2 separate regions of the Mus musculus genome follow, and region 1 is linked to region 2. A link is a contact called in ENCODE Hi-C or POLR2A ChIA-PET data. All regions are on one chromosome and are shown on one strand. Each heading gives the region's core, a stretch centred on a gene start or an enhancer-like site at or near the end of the contact. The rest is flanking DNA. Distances are from core to core; before and after follow the strand shown. Region 1 overlaps Cadps (Ca2+-dependent secretion activator). Region 2 holds the start of Fezf2 (Fez family zinc finger 2).

Region 1 (3,224 bases), core at 297-2,796, 110 kb after region 2:
ACTTGGTCCTCTGACCAATACACACATGAAGCCACATATTGTACAGCACCTTCTAAATGTGTGTACGTAGTAGATTGCAACCCAAAATACATTTATACAGTGTGTACATGTATGGAATTTTCAAAGAATAAAGATATTTAAGTAAAAACGAAAACTACCAAAATACTTAAGAATATAAGTGGTGCAGGGCATTAGCTGTGCCCACTTTTATTTGTAACTTACTGTCAAGGGAAGATTTCTTCAGGCAGACATTAGACACCAAATGGGAAAGGAAGGCTCACTGATTTGAATGTGTTGTAATAGTGATATATAGAAATTGAATGCCTTCCAACTGCTACTTCTAAAGACAGGAATTCATACAAGGGGTGTCAGAATGGATGGGAAACATGAAGAACTCATATAGAAGAATGATTATCCCCAGGGAATTTTGTGGAATGCTGAAGGAAAATGGATGCTTTCTTCCCCAAACTCAGACTTATTAAAATGGAAATATGCCACCACACAGAGACAGACACACATGGAAAGAAAAGGAGCCCAGATTGAGGTCTTTCTTAGAACCCTTGGGTCAAATAAATAGATTTACAGTATCATTTAATATTATAGTAGCTGCCCCGGGGAATGGAATACAGCCAGGAATAAATAATGCCTGACAGAGGCTTCTGGGAAGGCTATTTTTTCCTGTTGTTTTTTTTTTAAATACATATATGTGCATGGGAAAGGGAGAGAGAGAGAGAGAGAGAGAGAGAGAGAGAGAGAGAGAGAGAGAGAGAGAGAGAGAGAGAGAGAGAGAGAATGGTCAACCAAGGATTGCTGTCCAACGCCTTTGAAACAAACTCTCCCATTGGCTTGATGTTTACCAGTTAGATGAGAGCACTTAGCCTGCCAGTGCCATGGACTGACCCATGCTTTTCCACAGTGCTCCAGCATTTTTATGGGGATTCTAGGAACTGGACAAAAGCTCTGGGCTGGTGAAGCAGCCAGGCACCCTGACCCTTCTCCTCGGCATGGCTTTCACAGGACTGGGAGCTCCAGAGTGTGTGTGAAAATTTCATGAGCTGTTTATTTTTTTCTATAGAAAGTTTAAAATTTGTGAAAACAAATGAAATAGCGATGCTTTTATCAGTTTTTTGGTTTCTAAGGAGGTATAAAGTTCAATTGAGTGATGAATGAGAGATGGATGGTTGTATGAGGGGAGAGAGGCAGAGAGAAAGAGAGAGAGAGAGAGGGAGGGAGAGAGAGGGAGAGGGAGGGAGGGAGAGAGAGAGAGAGAGAGAGAGAGAGAGAGAGAGAGAGAGAGAGAGAGAGAGAACATGTTCAGAGATTTGAGTCAAATCAACTATATTTCTTTGGAGGGTCTGTGTCATGTACTGCTCCAAACACTGGCACTGAACATCTTGCAGAGGCTTTTGAAGGGTGTTCCATGCAGCCAAAGTCACTGGCATGGTAGAGCCCAGCCTAGCTCCGCATCTGAAAGGAGCCTTCCTGTTTAAGGGGGAATTGACAGCACTTTGGCAGAGGACTTGAGGTTCTCTTTTTGGATCTTGTAGGGAAGGAGGAAGTTTCGCCAAAGCAGCGCTGGGTGAGCTGTTTGCCTAGCAGGACTCCTGGAGGACAGGCTGCCTCTGGGCACGCTCTGCAGGGCAAAGCGGCAGCGAAGGCGCTGGCCCTGGTGAATGGCTTAGATGCCTGTCTTCCTCCACAAATAAGTCATTTAAATGTTCCCTATGGCAACTCAGCCCTGGATTATAAACTGAAAACCCTAGAATGCACGATTGCCAACCCACTATCCTCTTCTTTCAGGGAGATAGGTGTTTCACAGACCCATGACTTCCTGTGGTGGGACGATGCCTTGGGCGTGGGGGTGGGGAGAACTCAAGAGAAATGGAGCTAAATATTACTATTAAATAGAAGGGGGAAAAAAGGTACTTTCTCTTCCATGTGTCTCTGTTTAACTGGGGAATTTGCCTTTGAATTCAGTCCCTGGTGGTTCTCGGTCTTAAACACTGCCATGAAACAAATCCATGGGCGATTTCCACTGAGACATGTGTAAGCCTATATAAGCAAATGTGATCATTAAACGATACACACACTGAATAATGATCAAGGAATTAGGAGATCTTAGAGATGGCAGCCTGGAAAGTTAAAATGTCAATTCTGAGCAAATTATAAGTAGCTAGAAATGAATAACATACAAGTGTCTGCAAAAGCAACTTAATTTAAACATATTAGTGCATGGTGAGTACACAAATGGGAAGAGACTTTCGCTTTGCATACAAAATAAAAATACTCATAGTAATCAAAACAAATTGTTTCCTTGTAAAATACAGCATTTTGGCTGTGAACTTGGGCTTAAATAGACCTGTATCCTATATAGCACATATTATTAATGATTTAGTTTTAAAACGATAAAATAGGACATTTCTAGTTTTATCAGAATAATAAAGCATATTTTTAATGTTACTTATATTTTATCTGGGACACTAAAAGAGTAACAACCAGAGGTAATTTCTAAGCATAATATTTCACTATCACATATTTAAAGGAAGATTTTGCATAGCACTCAGTTACGATGCACTGCTCTGCGAGCTGCTGATAGCTATAATGAATCATTATTTTCAAAGAGAGCCCTCCAGTGACTGCTGGACAAGCAGCTAGCTATTCATGCTTTTCTGTAAGAACTCTAAGTAGATGTCTCTGGGTAGGACAAGAAGTGAGAATTAGAATCCTAGTAACTGATACACGTTAAAAATTATCCTCATCTAATCCAGGGACCTTAACGGAAAGGATTGCTTTCATTTAACTCTCTAGAGCTTGAGATTACAAAATTCTCACCTGCTCTCTCTCATGTCAATTTACGTTAGAGATATGTGTGCATCTTATTTCTACGATGGCAGTGAATATAGGTGAGGCCCTTTTCATAACATTGTTTTTAATCAAGACTGTTTCAATGTGGAAGGGATATGGTTACATCATCCCTCAAGTATTTCTGGTTTAAGCTTATGGATGGGGGTAGACTTTTAGATACAGAACATGTTCTACTTTTACAAGCCATTTGTTGCATGAATATATGAAGTACATCTGTCTTTTCCTGGTGGTCTCACATTGAAGCTCCTCTCTGTGTTTGCCCTTAGGTCTAATCCCACTCAGGGATACGGGTATTACTTGATACCTTCCTAGAGCCCAGAGTAATGTCTCCTAACCTGTTATTCATAACTGCCCAGCCT
Region 2 (3,521 bases), core at 915-3,414:
CGGATGTGCGTGTTGAGCGTGGAGCTGCGATTGAAGGCTTTGCCGCACTGGTTACACTTATGTGGTTTTTCCTGCGAAGAGGGGCGTGCGTACAGTAAGGCTGAGACCTAGGCAAGGGACAGTAGAGCCCCCCACCAAGGTTAAGGAGAATCCAATACTACCGCTCAGACTAGGGCAGTGATGTTCGCCGACTGGGCCTGATCTAGGGGCCACGTACCTGGGTATGGATAATTTTGTGTCTGCAGAGAGTGCTGGCCTGGCGGAAGCCTTTGCCACAGACTTTGCACACAAACGGTCTAGCTCCGGTGTGGACAGGCATGTGGCGGGTGAGGTTATAGTGAGCATTGAACACCTATGGAAGGATGAGAGCGGAACTTAGGCTGAGTCTGCCAAGGGCCTAGAATCAGGCCCGGAGGCTACAATTTACCTCCCTTAACCAACCATCCCATCTGAAGCCAGCAAGTCCTTTTGTCAACTGTGTGGCGATTTTACAGCCCCATTTTACAGAATAGGAAACTGAGGCTCAACTGAGCATCGAACGGAGCGCGCAGCTATTGGGAAGCTCCTCTGCTTGAGAGAAAGGTGTACAAGGCAGCCCAAGAAAGTCAGGGGCTACTAGCTCCCTCCCCCCAGAACCGTAGGCCTCACCTTGCCGCACACTTCGCAGGTGAAGTTTTTGGGTTTGCTGTCAGTAGAGCCCCCCGGTAGTTTGCTGTGGCTCTTGACTCCCCCTCGTTCAGCTGTCAAGGCCGAGTTCTCCTTCAGCACCTGCTCCAGTGGCGCATGCAAGCGCTCCTTATGGGGATAGGAAGCTGGGTGGGGGAACTTGTCCGCAGCCAGGCTGGCCAGTTTGGCGTTCTCCAGCAGAAAAAGCTTGGGGTGAGCAGCCAGGGAAGTGGGGGCCTGTGCGTTGAGGAGGCCGGATGGGAAAAGGTGGCCTCCGAGGAGCTCCGAAGGTGGGTAAGCGGTGGAGTCCAGGTAGTTGAAGTAGTAGAGAGAGCCGCTGGCAGGCAGCCCCACAGCCTGGTTGATGACCTGCGGTTTGATGACCCTGCCGGCGGGCAGCGCAGAAGGCGCGAGGCCCAGTTCGGCCTTGCAGCACACGCCACAGTTGGTTTTGCACAAGCCGCTGGCGCCGCACACTGGGGCCCCCCCGCCGCTGCCTCCTCCTCCACCGCCGCCCGCCCGGAGGCTGCTCTTCCAGAACTCCGAGTAACTGAGCAGCGTCTTGGACGGCACCTCGTAGCCTAGAGGCTGGAGAGGGATCATACAGGGCAGCGGCGAGCAGAGGTTGAGCAGTTTCTTGCTCTGGCTGCTGTCTGCCTCTAACGCAGCAGGCCGGGGCTCGAAAGGCGCTCGGGGCTCGGACGTCTTGGCCATGATGCGCTCGATAGAGAAAGCTAGTGTTTTAGAAGTGGCCGGTGACGCTCCAGCGCGCGGGCAGGCCGGGGGCACCATGGTCTCCAGGGAAGCTGAGCTGGCCATGGCGCGCCAAGCTGGGCCAGGCTGGGCCAGGGCACAGCCTCTCTCCTCTAAGTCTGCATTCCGGAAAAGGCAGGGGGGAAACCGCAATTTAATAAGCACCTAGTCGGCCCGGTCACCCATTTGCATTCAAATGAACAGAAGCAGAACAAAGTGCACCCAAGGGTACCAAATTACCGCCCATTAACCCGGCGCGCAAAGGAACCCACCAGCTATTGCCCTGGGACTATGAAAGGGGGAAGAAGGGGGAGGCTGTACAAAGGAAAGGAGAAGGGGTAGAAGAAAGGAGTCTCAAATTAACACTCCCAGCCCTTCCCTGGACCCAGGCCTTCGCCACGCGTGCTGGGAACTGGGCACTGAAAGAGCAAAGTTAAAGAGGGCCGGAAGAACCACCTCGCTTTTACCTCTTTCCCCCACCGCCAAGGAGATGCGTTCCGAGCCATGCAGCGTGTCTCTTCTGTCACATTTTGATGGCAAACATCTTCCCCTCCGCGTGAGATCACTGTCTTTTACATTCAGCTGACATCACATGAAGTCACTTGAAGTGGAATGACATGGGCGGCGGCGCGACTCCCGTTGAGGACCCTGCGTTCCCCCGCGCCTGCCGGCCGCCGCCACCGCCCCTCAAACTTTAAAGGAGGCAACTAGCGCCCGCGCTCCCTTCGGGAAAGTGCGAGCGGTTTGCGAATCGGGAAGGAGGGAAGAGAGGGAGGGGGGAGGGGGAAGAATCGTGATGGTTTTGCCGGTGGAAGGAGGTGGGGGCCGCCCAAACCCAAACCTAGGCAGAGTTCCTTGGGTGATTCACAACTTTGGGGGGCCTACAGTTTTAGGGTACGCGGGGAAGGCGGGGTGTCCCCGACGCGCTACCTCAAAGGGCCCCTGGTGTCCGTCTAATCACCAAAGTATCCCTTAGCCCTGCGCAGCCGAACTGGGCACCGTGCTAATAAACTGCCATTTACCTACGGAGCCAGCGCCAGCCCCGAACACGCGCAAATGATAATTACCTCATTAGGATGTGGCGCATGGACGCGGGCGTCGCGTTTGGAGGGGGGAACTTGTTAATGGGGAAATATTAATTTATGCAAAAGCAACGAGCTCGCCTTGGCTGGCGTCGGAGGTCGAGAGAGAGCTCCCCGCCGCCTAAGGACGACCTCGAAGAGTCCGGGAGGGCAGGCGGCGTGCCGGGGTCCTGGGGACCTGGGGAAGGGTGGGTGCGCCTGCAGCTCTCTGGCCCACTTTTTCAGTAGGGCTGGGGGATTCTTGCCCTGAGAGGCCTAGGGCTCTTTGAGAAGCTAATCGATCCGAATTGCTGATTTGTGATCGGGTTTGAGAGGCAAAGGCAGGCTCTGCGCCTGGTTTAGGGCTGCGTGCGGGGAGGATTCGGAGGGCAGCTCTCCCGCTGTTGGGTACTTACTGTTTGTATAATTGAGAAGGTCCAATCTCCACCTGTTTAAGGAGCAGATTGAAACAGCAGAACCTCCCCTGGATCCTATTAAAACGTTTTTCCTCCTAAGGCCATTCAGTCGAACCAATTTTCCGAAGTGATTCATAGAGCTGAATTCTGCCAAGGCAGCTCTTTCACTTTTAGCCACTAAAGCACCGCGTGGAACCGGGTTTTGTGTTTTTCTAAAATAAAAAGAAGGATTATCAGAGGGGAGAAGGAGGGGGTCTGAAGGGGGGCGGGCAAAGACTTAGTGTGGCCAGAGGTACAAGCAGAGGGAAGAAAAGGCTCTTTTCTAGACAGGCCCCAAGTAAGTTCGGAGGAATTCAGCGTTTTTGTGCCGGGCGCACAAAAGCAGAGCGCTCGGCGCTGGGTTTGGAGGGGCTGAATTCATGTTTGCAGACCATTCCACCTGCGTATCACAACAAACTGCTCAAAGAAGCTCCAGCACTTTCAACAGGCCGGGTGCTCTTGGTGACAACAAAAGTGGTCGAGGCTGAGGGTTCTTATGGGGGGGGGGGGGCTAGCTAGAGAAGGAGAGAATTAGGTTTAGGGAAAAGAGGGGCTGTGCATGGGGTTTTTGAAAACTTTTGGCTGT

Evidence for each region. Hi-C counts contacts between places; a loop is a spot of excess contacts on that map. ChIA-PET counts read pairs that join two places held with the same protein, here RNA polymerase II (POLR2A).
Region 1: a loop to region 2 is called in a map of left cerebral cortex, with 2.5 times the contacts of the local background. The contact joins the enhancer-like site here to the promoter of Fezf2 in region 2. A Hi-C loop is called at or near these places in 1 of 37 maps with a recorded cell type or tissue (left cerebral cortex). POLR2A ChIA-PET finds 5 or more read pairs at or near these places in 1 of 5 experiments (embryonic stem cell).

Annotation. Positions count from the first base shown.
Region 1 is chr14:12,458,378-12,461,601 of GRCm38, forward strand. All of the region lies in intron 22 of Cadps (Ca2+-dependent secretion activator), which reads right to left. Among named protein-coding and RNA genes, the nearest start is that of Fezf2, 110 kb to the left of the region's middle. Within about 2 kb of position 1,547, at least 1 of the 3 ENCODE cell types and tissues checked has a DNase peak (open chromatin) inside an H3K27ac peak, as active enhancers do; it is left cerebral cortex, where a contact is called at or near this core.
Region 2 is chr14:12,343,701-12,347,221 of GRCm38, forward strand. It overlaps Fezf2 (Fez family zinc finger 2), which reads right to left and starts at 2,165. Exons shown (of 5, transcript NM_080433.3): 1 at 1,887-2,165; 2 at 649-1,538; 3 at 218-352; 4 at 1-71. The coding sequence starts at 1,485.